Regions from separate parts of the Homo sapiens genome. Here region 2 is linked to region 1. Evidence: read pairs that join two places in POLR2A ChIA-PET (ENCODE). Cell type or tissue: IMR-90. All regions are shown on one strand.

Region 1 (5,000 bases):
TATAGAGTTAAATTTCATAGAATTGAGTCTGAAACATTGGATAAGAAAAATTCAAACTCGAATATTCAGTGATTCAAGGCCATTGGTTCTGGAGGAAACTCATTTGCGGTTTTATGTGAAAGAGGAAGACAGGTCTTTTTCCAAGACTTTCTTTGACCTATTAAGTCTAAATGGATGGTGGCATGTATTTTGTAGGGTAAATTGGTGGTATGGAAGCCTCAAGGAATATAGGGAAAAACGTTATGGAAAAAAATGATGAGTATGTAGTGTTTCCTATCAATTTAACAAAATTGGAAGGATGAAGCAACGGAACCAGGATGATAGTCATGTTCTTTGAAGATGGTCAAGCAGATTCAGAAAACATCCTTCTTCACCTTTGACTTTAGTTCTTGAACATTTCAATGGAATGATTTAGATCATTGAAAGTCTACTATGTGCAGAAGCCTTCTAGGTATTAGGTGACCTTGCAGTATTAAAGAAACCCATGGGTCCTGTTAGTCCCAACCTCACTGAAGGACATATTCTGAAGAGCCAGCTCATTAAGCAAGCTTTTGAAGGGTGTGCGCTGCAGAGCAGTTTCCTGTTATTTGGTTAATGGTTGACCTAGTTCTAATGCCATATGCTTCCTGGAACGCATTCTAATATAAAGTATGTGTTAAAGCAAGACTAGGATAATAGCGGGAAAGTCAAAGCCTTTCTAAAGCAGAGACCATATTAATGCTGGCCCAGTGAAGGCAGAATAGTGTGCGGATGGAAAATGAAAAGACTTTTCTCCTCATGATCCTGTTTGGTAATTCTGATTTTAATCCTCACATTTTATCCCAGTTCATTCTAAGGAGTTGCATTTTCCCCAGAATACCGTATACATAAGGCCTGCGTCATTAGTTCATTTTTCAGTGAATGCTAGGCCAAGGTTAGTGTTGAAGTACCCTAAGTAAAATTATTACTGCAAGGAAAGATTAGATTAGAGTTGGCTAATGGCAGGTGATTTTGTTTTTGTGTTATTATTTTTGTATTGTAAACAGGGGATTAGTAAATCTTTTCCTCTGAAGTTTGGATGCGGTTCAAAGCTAAGATTGAGGCTCCTTTGGCTTATTTATCCTTCTACCTGGAATCAGCAGCCCTGGCTTGTTCATTTAGATGGACAGGGGAGCCTACGCAAGTCATGGGGGCTGGTGAGCAAACTCTACACCAGGCACACAAGTGTTTGTTTTAACAGCTTCAGAATGTGAAGAATCTGTAGGTCTAGTCTGCTAATTGCTGGATATTTGGGTGGCAATAGAGGAAGCTGTTATGCTGTCTTCATTGCTCATAAAAAAATGTTTAAGCAACCACAAGTGTGTATATATGGTGGGGGAAGGGTGGACAGCTCCCTTTTAAAAAGTTTTCTTTCTAAATCACCATAAACTTGTGGTATGCAGCAGTGATTCCTAAACCAGGCTGATCTTCAGAATTATTCTGAGAACTTAGAAACAAAAAGGGATTTATTAAAAATAGACTTTCAGGTTCTACCACAGGAGAGGAATTCATTAGGTCTAGGGTAGGAGCCTAGAATGTTTATTCTTAGAAGCCAGGTTTGGGAGCCACTGGTCTTGGTATCATTAAGGAAGGGAGGAAGAAGCAGCCACTGTGCTTGAAGAGTTGACATGCAGGAAGTAGGAAAAGGAAAAGAGTTGCTGTCAGAACTTGATATTTGTGGCTGCTAATAATTTGAGCTATGGAATAGGCTTTCGTCTTTTCTTCTCTAGGAATTTAGTACCTTCAGAGCACCTTAAGGGTACTGTATACTGAGTGATTTACTCACTACTGTGGTTACTGGATACTGAGTGATTTAGGTTTGGGAAATGTCATCTCGGTGACAGGCTACATACTGCAACCACCACCATCCACCTCTGCCCTGTCCCCTTCCTCCCACCATGGAGGCAGTGGAAACAGAATATCTGTCATTCATCAGTTAAATTGGATGCAATTTTTTCATATTAATATATTTGGCAGAAACAAAGGAAACACATTATGTTGATTTCTGTATACAAAGAAATTGCTGTGAATTCACCCAAGTACATTTTTGGTTTTTTTGTTTGTTTGTTTGTTTTTTCTATTGACAATAAGAGATGCACTTGTTGACCGAGGACTTGTTCCATATGGCTTCCTGCCTGGCCTGGTTTGAAGCTGTTGCTTCTGATATTGGGCCACTGCTAACTGACCTAGTTGTAAATTAGAGTAACGTTGGCTAGAGGATCAACACGGTCTAGGGTCTAATAGTATGCCTGATGTGTAGTTGATCATCAATGCTTATTAGTGAATGACTGAGCCAGCTCAGTAGATGTTTCTTCAAAAGATAAGAAGTAACTTGGAGAGGTTAAGATTCTGCTTCAAAGCAATGTATGTGTTCAACATAACCTTTCTAGAGAGATTTCTGCTTTAATCTCAATAAAAAGGAAAATGGCCCTGTTGCAAAATTTGGCAGGTCAGACACTTCAGCTTCCCAAGAAAATGCAAGGAATTTATTTATTTTCTTTACATGTTGTCTACTCCTAAAACAACTATCACTACTACCATTAAACTCTCCATATACATTAAAGGAAGTGCCTCTAGAATAAATGTTGTTAAGAGAATTTAATCTTCACTTTCCTTCTAACTTTAAGAGCCTCATGGGAATGAAAAGAATGTTGTTTTAGAAGTAGAAGAGAAGAAACAATTGAGTAGAAAAAGAAAATAATTTGAGAAAACTTGTCTGGTTGACAGTAATTTTTTAGTAACAGAAAGCAGCAGTCATGGCCCAAGAACCTGTGGTTCTTGGTTGTGTCCTTGCCATGCTTAGAAGGTTCAAGAAAGGGAGTATAGTCTCTTTAAAGTTATTTTGAGGAGTTGGACACTACCTACTAGGTTCCTAATGCTTACCCAAGTTAAGAGGTTGAAGTGCCTCCAAGACTTTAAGTAGCAGCTGAACATGTGATCTTGTTAACCCTGAGATGTTGCTGAAAAGTGACTCAGATCACCGTGGCAAACAATCCTGTCCAGTTCCAGCTGCCCCAGCAGAACTCAGCATTAGGTCACCCTTTAGGCGTATGGTGCAGAGCTCATGCTACCATCAAGACTTTAGAACAAGGACAACTTGAAGTGGCTATCTTGCACATGGGACTGATGTTGAGGACTGCTTGATGTTTTGGAGCCCACCTGATTCTTAAGAGTTTCCAGTTCCTCTATCCCTATTCCCTGTCATCACATAAACCACTTGGAGAGAAGGGGAGGATGCCAGAGAGAGTCATGTTCTGATAATTATTTGCTCTTTGGATATTTCCTCATCTAGATAGACGGGACTTTTTGTTTTCCCCAGGAAAAGGTAACGTATGCTCAAGGTAGCCTTAAAAAAATGTGTGATGCCTATTTTAAATAAAATAACAAACTAGAACAGTTTGTATTTTATTAAATAATAATCAAGAGGTAACTCATACCCAAGAAGTGGGTTTGTTGGCCTTAGCCTGATAGGTGGTAGCCACATAATGACTCATTGAGCACTACTGACTTAGTAAAAAAGAAAAGTAGGGGTGGGGTGGTTAAGAAGGTGGCTGGGATTGTTACCTCACTGGACCGCTCTTTAAACTTTCTCTGTCTTTTCATGACTTGGGTATGTTTATGTAGATCCAAAATTATTTTAAAGTTTGAAGTGTCTTTCTGTTAGCTGTGTGAATGTGCTGCCTATTTCGAAAGTTGATAATGACTCAAGGGTATCCAACTCTCAGGATTCAAGCCACTGCATGTTGGCAATGTAGTAGATCCTGGTTTTAAAAATAAAATGCCAGGATGCCACCCTGAGGATCCAGACATAGGCTGTGAGCACATTTGAAATCCACATCCTCAAATATACAACAATGTCAGCTACAAAAAAAATAGAAGAGATAGGGTCTGAAAAGGAAGGAGCTCCTGTCATCCGCAGTCAATGTGAAGAAACTGGTTATATGGACCTAGGAAATCATCCCACTTAACCCCTTCATTTTACAGCTCTGGAAAGGCTGAAATGATGTGTCCAAAGTCCACAATGTAGGAAGTTAGTTAAGGAAGCCTGAAATGGAATATCAGTTTTCTGCCCTGGTGATCCATGCTTATTCCACTACAACAGTGTTGGCAGATAGCTTCTATTTCTCGTGCCAATTTTGATTGATTGGTGGAGAATGCCTGGAGCTTCACTTTGAGGATTCTGTGCCTTGTCTAGGCTTGTTGGAAAAGAGTGTGGAGATCAAGCAGAGAAGTCTGCAATAGGCGGGAGAGGGTAAATGACAGGCGGTGGCACTTCCCTATACTTGCTGTCCCTTACAATTATGTGACTTAAAATTACAGCCTTACTCTTTACCAAAACACTTTCTCCCTTGGTGTTCATGAAGACATCCTATTTCCAAATGTTTTCAAACAAAAAAGAGAATATTTAGTCAAGGGCAGAGAATCTCATTCAGAATAGCTTGTCCAGGTGATTTATCCAGGGTAACTAAGTTGTTGAGTAGCAGTTTGAACGAATGATAAGGTTTTCACCATAAGTTTTATAACCTATCATGAAGAGCTGTCTTTCTGCATTGTTGGTATTGTCTAACCCTGATAAGGCTGAGGAGTCATTCATCTGTTTCACCACCACCTTCTAACATGTTGTTCTTACATGTTATCCACAGCTGGCTTTTCCTTGCCTACATCCTCCTAGGCCATCTACTAAATCCTCTCCCTCCGTAAATGGAAGTATAAAAACAGTTTCACAAAGGTCATAATTTGCCCAGGATAATACAGAGCCCAACTGGAACCTTGGTTCCCTGACCATCAGTATTCCAAGATACTTCCTGACAGGTTTCCTACTTATTACAATAAAACTAGAAGGAACCTTTGAGGTTATTTTTTTAATGTTATCTTATAGCCAGAGAAGTCGAATCCAAGAATATTTAAGGGACTTGCTCAAGGTAACGAAGTTGTTTAGTAGCACAAACACCCTCTGGATCTTGAAAGCTAAACCCACATTG
Region 2 (5,000 bases), 54 kb after region 1:
AAAAGGTAATGTGTGCTAACCCAAACATCTGGATTTGAATTCTCTCTCAGGTCGTGCAACTCACAGCCACCAGCAATATTCACACAACCAAGCTTGCATTAAAAGAAAAAAATGAAAAAATAGAATAAAGAGGGCAGTAGTATTCTATATATTGTCATATATATATTCATCCGTGGTGAGAGGAAGGCTTAATTACAGAACTTGGATGCTATACTCACTTCACATGTGAACCCATTTAGTAATTTTCATGGTGGCAGGAAAATAATAATCTCGGAAATGTAGGGACAAAGAATGATCTTCCAATACCTGTTTTTCTTACTTTTAATCCTTAGACCACACCTCTGTTCATTTTCACTGGTCCACAAAACTTTATGATTCTGTTTTCTCTTTTTTCTTCTCTGAGTTTTAAATGTCACCTTAAAAATTAATTTTAAAAATACATGTTCATTAGAGAAAGTTTGGAAATGAAAGAAGAAATACAGTCATTCATAATCTTGTTATCTAAACGCCACTGTTGTTAACATTTCATATATTTCCTTTCAGTCATTTTCTCTGTAATTATTTTTAATAGTTGTAATTCTAATGCAATTGAATATATATATTTAGCCTTTGTATTTACTTTTATTTTTATGTTATTATAAACTCCAAGAATTTATTTTAATTGAATAAAATAAATCATCAATAGGATATGCCCAGATTTACTTAATCTTTTCCTTATGGTTGTAAATTTAGGTTATTTCATACCTTTTTCAAGCATAAATGATGTATATTTCTAAGTAAAACTTTATATTTATTAAAGGATATCTTCTTATTACTCTTTGAAATGGAGTTACTGGGTTGGAAACATGAGCATTTCTAAGTCTATTGTTCTTAAAAGCAAAATGGCTTTCTGAATTGATCTTACCAGTGTATATATGTCCAACAATTTAAGCCTGCCCACTTCACACTCTTAGTTCTTAAAATGTAATTAATTTAACAGGTAATATATGGCGAAGGTAAATCACACTTTAACTTAATTTGGTCATGGTGATCTGTGTTGTATTTCAGTGGCATAAAATTAATTTTAAAAGTAGTGCTTATTTTTACTGAGAGGCAGTCTTTATTGAAGAATATTGGAGATAAACACACACACTGTACCCCCTAAACCCCCATGTTTACATATACAGCTCTCTTCCTTAGAGAAATGACTTATTTTTACCCATTTCTGTGCTATTGACTAGATAAGGAAATGGAGTTCTATGCTGAGGTTTATGAACTGGTCCAAAAATATATATATGTGGGATGAGAATGTGTATAGTTAGCAAGGAAGTACAGAATAGAATAGCACAACAGAGCTTGCACTGAATGACTTTGTGATTAAAAAGCCACTAATAGATCTTTGGAATAATAATTAAGCATGTTATTTTCTGGGACTGACAAAAAGGCCACCTTGAATGAAACCTGACATGGTCATTTCTAGTGTAGAGAGGGAGGGAAAGGGATTGGAAATTTTTCTAAAGGAGGTATCATGGGCAGTTGGGTTTGACTTCCTATTGGGGAATTAATTCATAGCTTCACTCCTGTAAGCAGAGCCCAAAATGAAAAAGGACCAGTTCACTAGATTCTGGAGCTCATGGAAGAGTTTCAACTCCAAAGGAGTACTGTGGTTGTGGCAGGTTGTTGGTCTGTGAGGTTCGTTCATAGAACATGAAGCTTGAGATGCGCTTCTCTAGCATGAGTTAACTGAGTTATCTTGTTTCCACCCTGGCCTTATACCCTTCTCCCCTCTTTTTCCTGTTCTATTTCTTGTCACCATCCTCTTCCAGGTGAGCATGCCTACAAGTGTTCTTGGTGCTCATTCTCCACCATGACAATCAGCCAGCTGAAGGAACACTCCCTCAAGGTCCACGGAAAAGCCCTGACCCTCCCCAGGCCACGGATCGTCAGTCTCCTCTCCTCACACTCCCACCACTCCTCCCAAAAAGCTACCCCGGCTGAAGAAGTGGAAGACTCCAATGGTAAAAATGGGCTTCCAAGCTGGAATTAACCACTCAGGGTTGAGGTGGGCTGGGATTCATTGCCAATCATTTTTTTTAGAGGAAAATCTTATGTGAAAACATGATGGTTCAAGTGAAGGAAGAAATATGAAAAAGTTGAAATGGTGTGGAAGTTGGAGTGGGAAGGGGAAATGAACTTGTTGAGCATCTGTGTGACGCCATGATGAAAATGGAATTCAGTGCTCATGGGAGTGTTGCTAGTGGAAAGAGCCTGTCAAGTGGGATGGATTAGTTTTGGATCGTTCCACTGTGGTTTCAAGCAAGAAAGCGAATACAGTACCAGGCCAATTTGTTTGTTTTTATTTATATCCTGTCTTGTTCTAAAAATATGTGCTGCGAAATGTTTGGGGAGACAGGTATGTACATTAATGACACAAAATTCAGAGTAGGAGTGCAAAGGGTGAATGAGTGGGGAAGTGTGTCTGACTGAGCCACGTGATACCTTAGGGGTGACATAGGGATTTCTTACAGCTAAAGGATGCTAAGGAGGCATGAGTTGGGAGGAGAGTTTTACTGTTTAGTTTTGGAGTTTCAGAAGAAATACAGGAAGCCAGGGAGAGGGTCTCCTCGCTAGCAATGTGACCAAAGCTGTAGGGGAGAGAAAGAGTCCAGACCTTAGGGCCTGCAGATATGGCATAGTAAGCAAAGGGATAGTTTATTGTTTTTATAAGACCAGGAAGCAGACCTGCTTGATTTCTCATCTCACCTCAAATGATTGCAGAATCAGCTGCTTAGAAGAGAAGGAGAGGAAGTCTGCAGATTCTTCGAGGTAGACCTGCTCTCTTCCAACCCCTTCTAATTCTTGAATCCCTTCTGCGGGAGCCAGTTAGCTACCATCAGCTTGAGTACTTCCCAGGTCAAGGAATGACTGTCTCCCAAGATCTACTGTTACATTCTTGGGAGGAGCTTAGTGGACTGGAAAGAAAGCAGAACAAAAGCTTGGGTTTGAATCTCACTTCTCTCGATGATGGTCACGTTTCCCTGGGCAATCTTAGCTTCTTGTAGCCGTATGTAAAATTGTATAGTGATATCTGCCTCAACTGATTATCTTCAGAGATTAATGAGAAAAGATACGCACCTGTAAAATACCTAATACAGCCTCTGACACATAGTAGGAATTTAATAAAAGGCCGTTTTATTTCTGTACTTTTCATCCTTTGGTTGCAATTCTGGCCTTTGGGACCATTTATAACAAGTACGAATTTTGGTTATTTTTAATGTGTGTGTTTAAAACAAGAGACTCTTCAGATAACCTGATGATCTGACAGCCCAACTTGTCAACATGGTCTAATTCTCAGATTACCAAAAGAGTAAATGAGTAATCTTTATTCATGAGGTCTGTGAGCAGACACCTGTAGGAGGAAATGAAATGGTAAGTCCTAAGATGAAAAGCTGCTTTTTAAAAAATTTTTGAAGCTTGGTGGTCTTTCCTTTGCAAATCATTTATAGTGTTCAACACTATAGCTCCTTACTGGTGTCCCGGCCTTAAAGGACTTCTGTTTAACAAAGAAGGCTTGTTATGATGGCTACGACTTGTAATGAAGTGACCACACAATCTCCTTAGCTACTGTGTAGTAGTTTAAAATGGGGAAGGAAGCCTGTAGTGTTTTTTTTTTCTCTTCTGGGAAAATTCAGAGTCACACATCTAGGGCTGGGTGAGAGTACCTGTGGAAGGGTAAAGAAAATGTCCCCTTTTCACCTGAAATCTTCTATTCACCAGGAAAGGTTGGTATATTGCAACCAGAAGGGCAAAATCTAACTTGACTCAAATTGTAGGATCTGTATTAATGTGATTTTTAATTAATTGTTTTCATCTGACATGGAAGCTACATTTGTGGAGCTGTTTGGATGAAACAGATTCATCTCAGTGCCATTGCTAGCAAAGGCTTTTGCTGGGACATTTTTCTCAATGTCATACCTTCTTTTTCCTTTGTCTGTCTTCCTTGAAAGGTGGGTCTCAGTCAGAGGTCAAGGGAATCCTTTAAACCCACCCACTGCATGTATCATCATCCTCTGCATAGACTGAGAAGAGTTGAGTTCAGTTATACTCTTGAGCCTGTACTCTCTTCTGAGGGCTGTACTATGCACGGAAGAATCAGAAATGAGTATAGTATTTTTCTGGCCCTCCGACAACTTAAAATCAACTGTTTAGATGATACTATTAGCGCTTACATTTGAGCTAACCATAACCCTAAGCCTCAGGCCTAATCTATTTGTGGAGTGATTTCAGATTCTTGGAGGATGGACTGTGGGGAGGAGTGGGTGTCACAGAAATATGACAAAGTGACGTTGAGTAGCTCTCTCTATAACATAGATATTCTGTTTTTGTTTAGCCACAGGGAAATAATTTGCAATATATAAAAGGGATTCTTACTTTTATCCTTATGAAAGAACACAGTAACTGAAAGCTCTGTGTGGTAACTATTTAGTGATCCGTACACAAAAGTCATTGGGCCTGTACTGTTTTTAATGTATATAAATGACCTATATCAATGGATCAGCAGTGATTAATTTGATGACATAAAAGCTGATTAGATGAGGTAAACAAAAAGAAGGCTATTCACATGAATGAATAATTCTGTGGAAAGAGTAGTTAATAATTGTTCATTCAGTAAGTATTTTCTTGAATCCTTACTATAGATTTTGTATAGTTTTGCATGGCCAAGAGTGGCTGGGCAGGCCCAAAGTGGGAAGACTTTGCTAAGGAGCCGGATGGTGGATTCCTAGAAACAGCTAAGTCTACAGGATGGAAAAACAGCTGTGGGGCTAGATAGTAGCCTGTAAATTAGGCCTTGAATGGTGTTTGAAACACTCATGTGAAATCCAATTGCACATTTTAATAGAGAGAAGCTGTGGGGCTATTGGCTCACAGTTAAGGTTTCCCACACTGCAGATGCCAGGACAATGTGAACACACCAACCAAAAATGTGTTGCAGGCCTGGGGGGAGTCAAGATCCATAAAAC

Evidence for each region. ChIA-PET counts read pairs that join two places held together with the same protein. Peaks named below come from ENCODE experiments on the same cell type or tissue, not always from the same donor. Only the 100,000 strongest peaks of a DNase experiment are listed, where the experiment ranks them.
Region 2: POLR2A ChIA-PET joins it to region 1 with 6 read pairs; 8 of 35 experiments call an interaction of 5 or more read pairs at or near these places.

Annotation. Positions count from the first base shown.
Region 1 is chr9:106,882,656-106,887,655 of GRCh38, forward strand. All of the region lies in intron 1 of ZNF462 (zinc finger protein 462), which reads left to right. Among named protein-coding and RNA genes, the nearest start is that of ZNF462, 22 kb to the left of the region's middle. In IMR-90, no CTCF peak of the experiment used is centred here; a DNase peak (open chromatin) is centred at 2,996.
Region 2 is chr9:106,937,111-106,942,110 of GRCh38, forward strand. It overlaps ZNF462 (zinc finger protein 462), which reads left to right. Exons shown (of 13, transcript NM_021224.6): 7 at 1,806-1,997. Among named protein-coding and RNA genes, the nearest start is that of ZNF462, 76 kb to the left of the region's middle. In IMR-90, no CTCF peak of the experiment used is centred here; no DNase peak of the experiment used is centred here.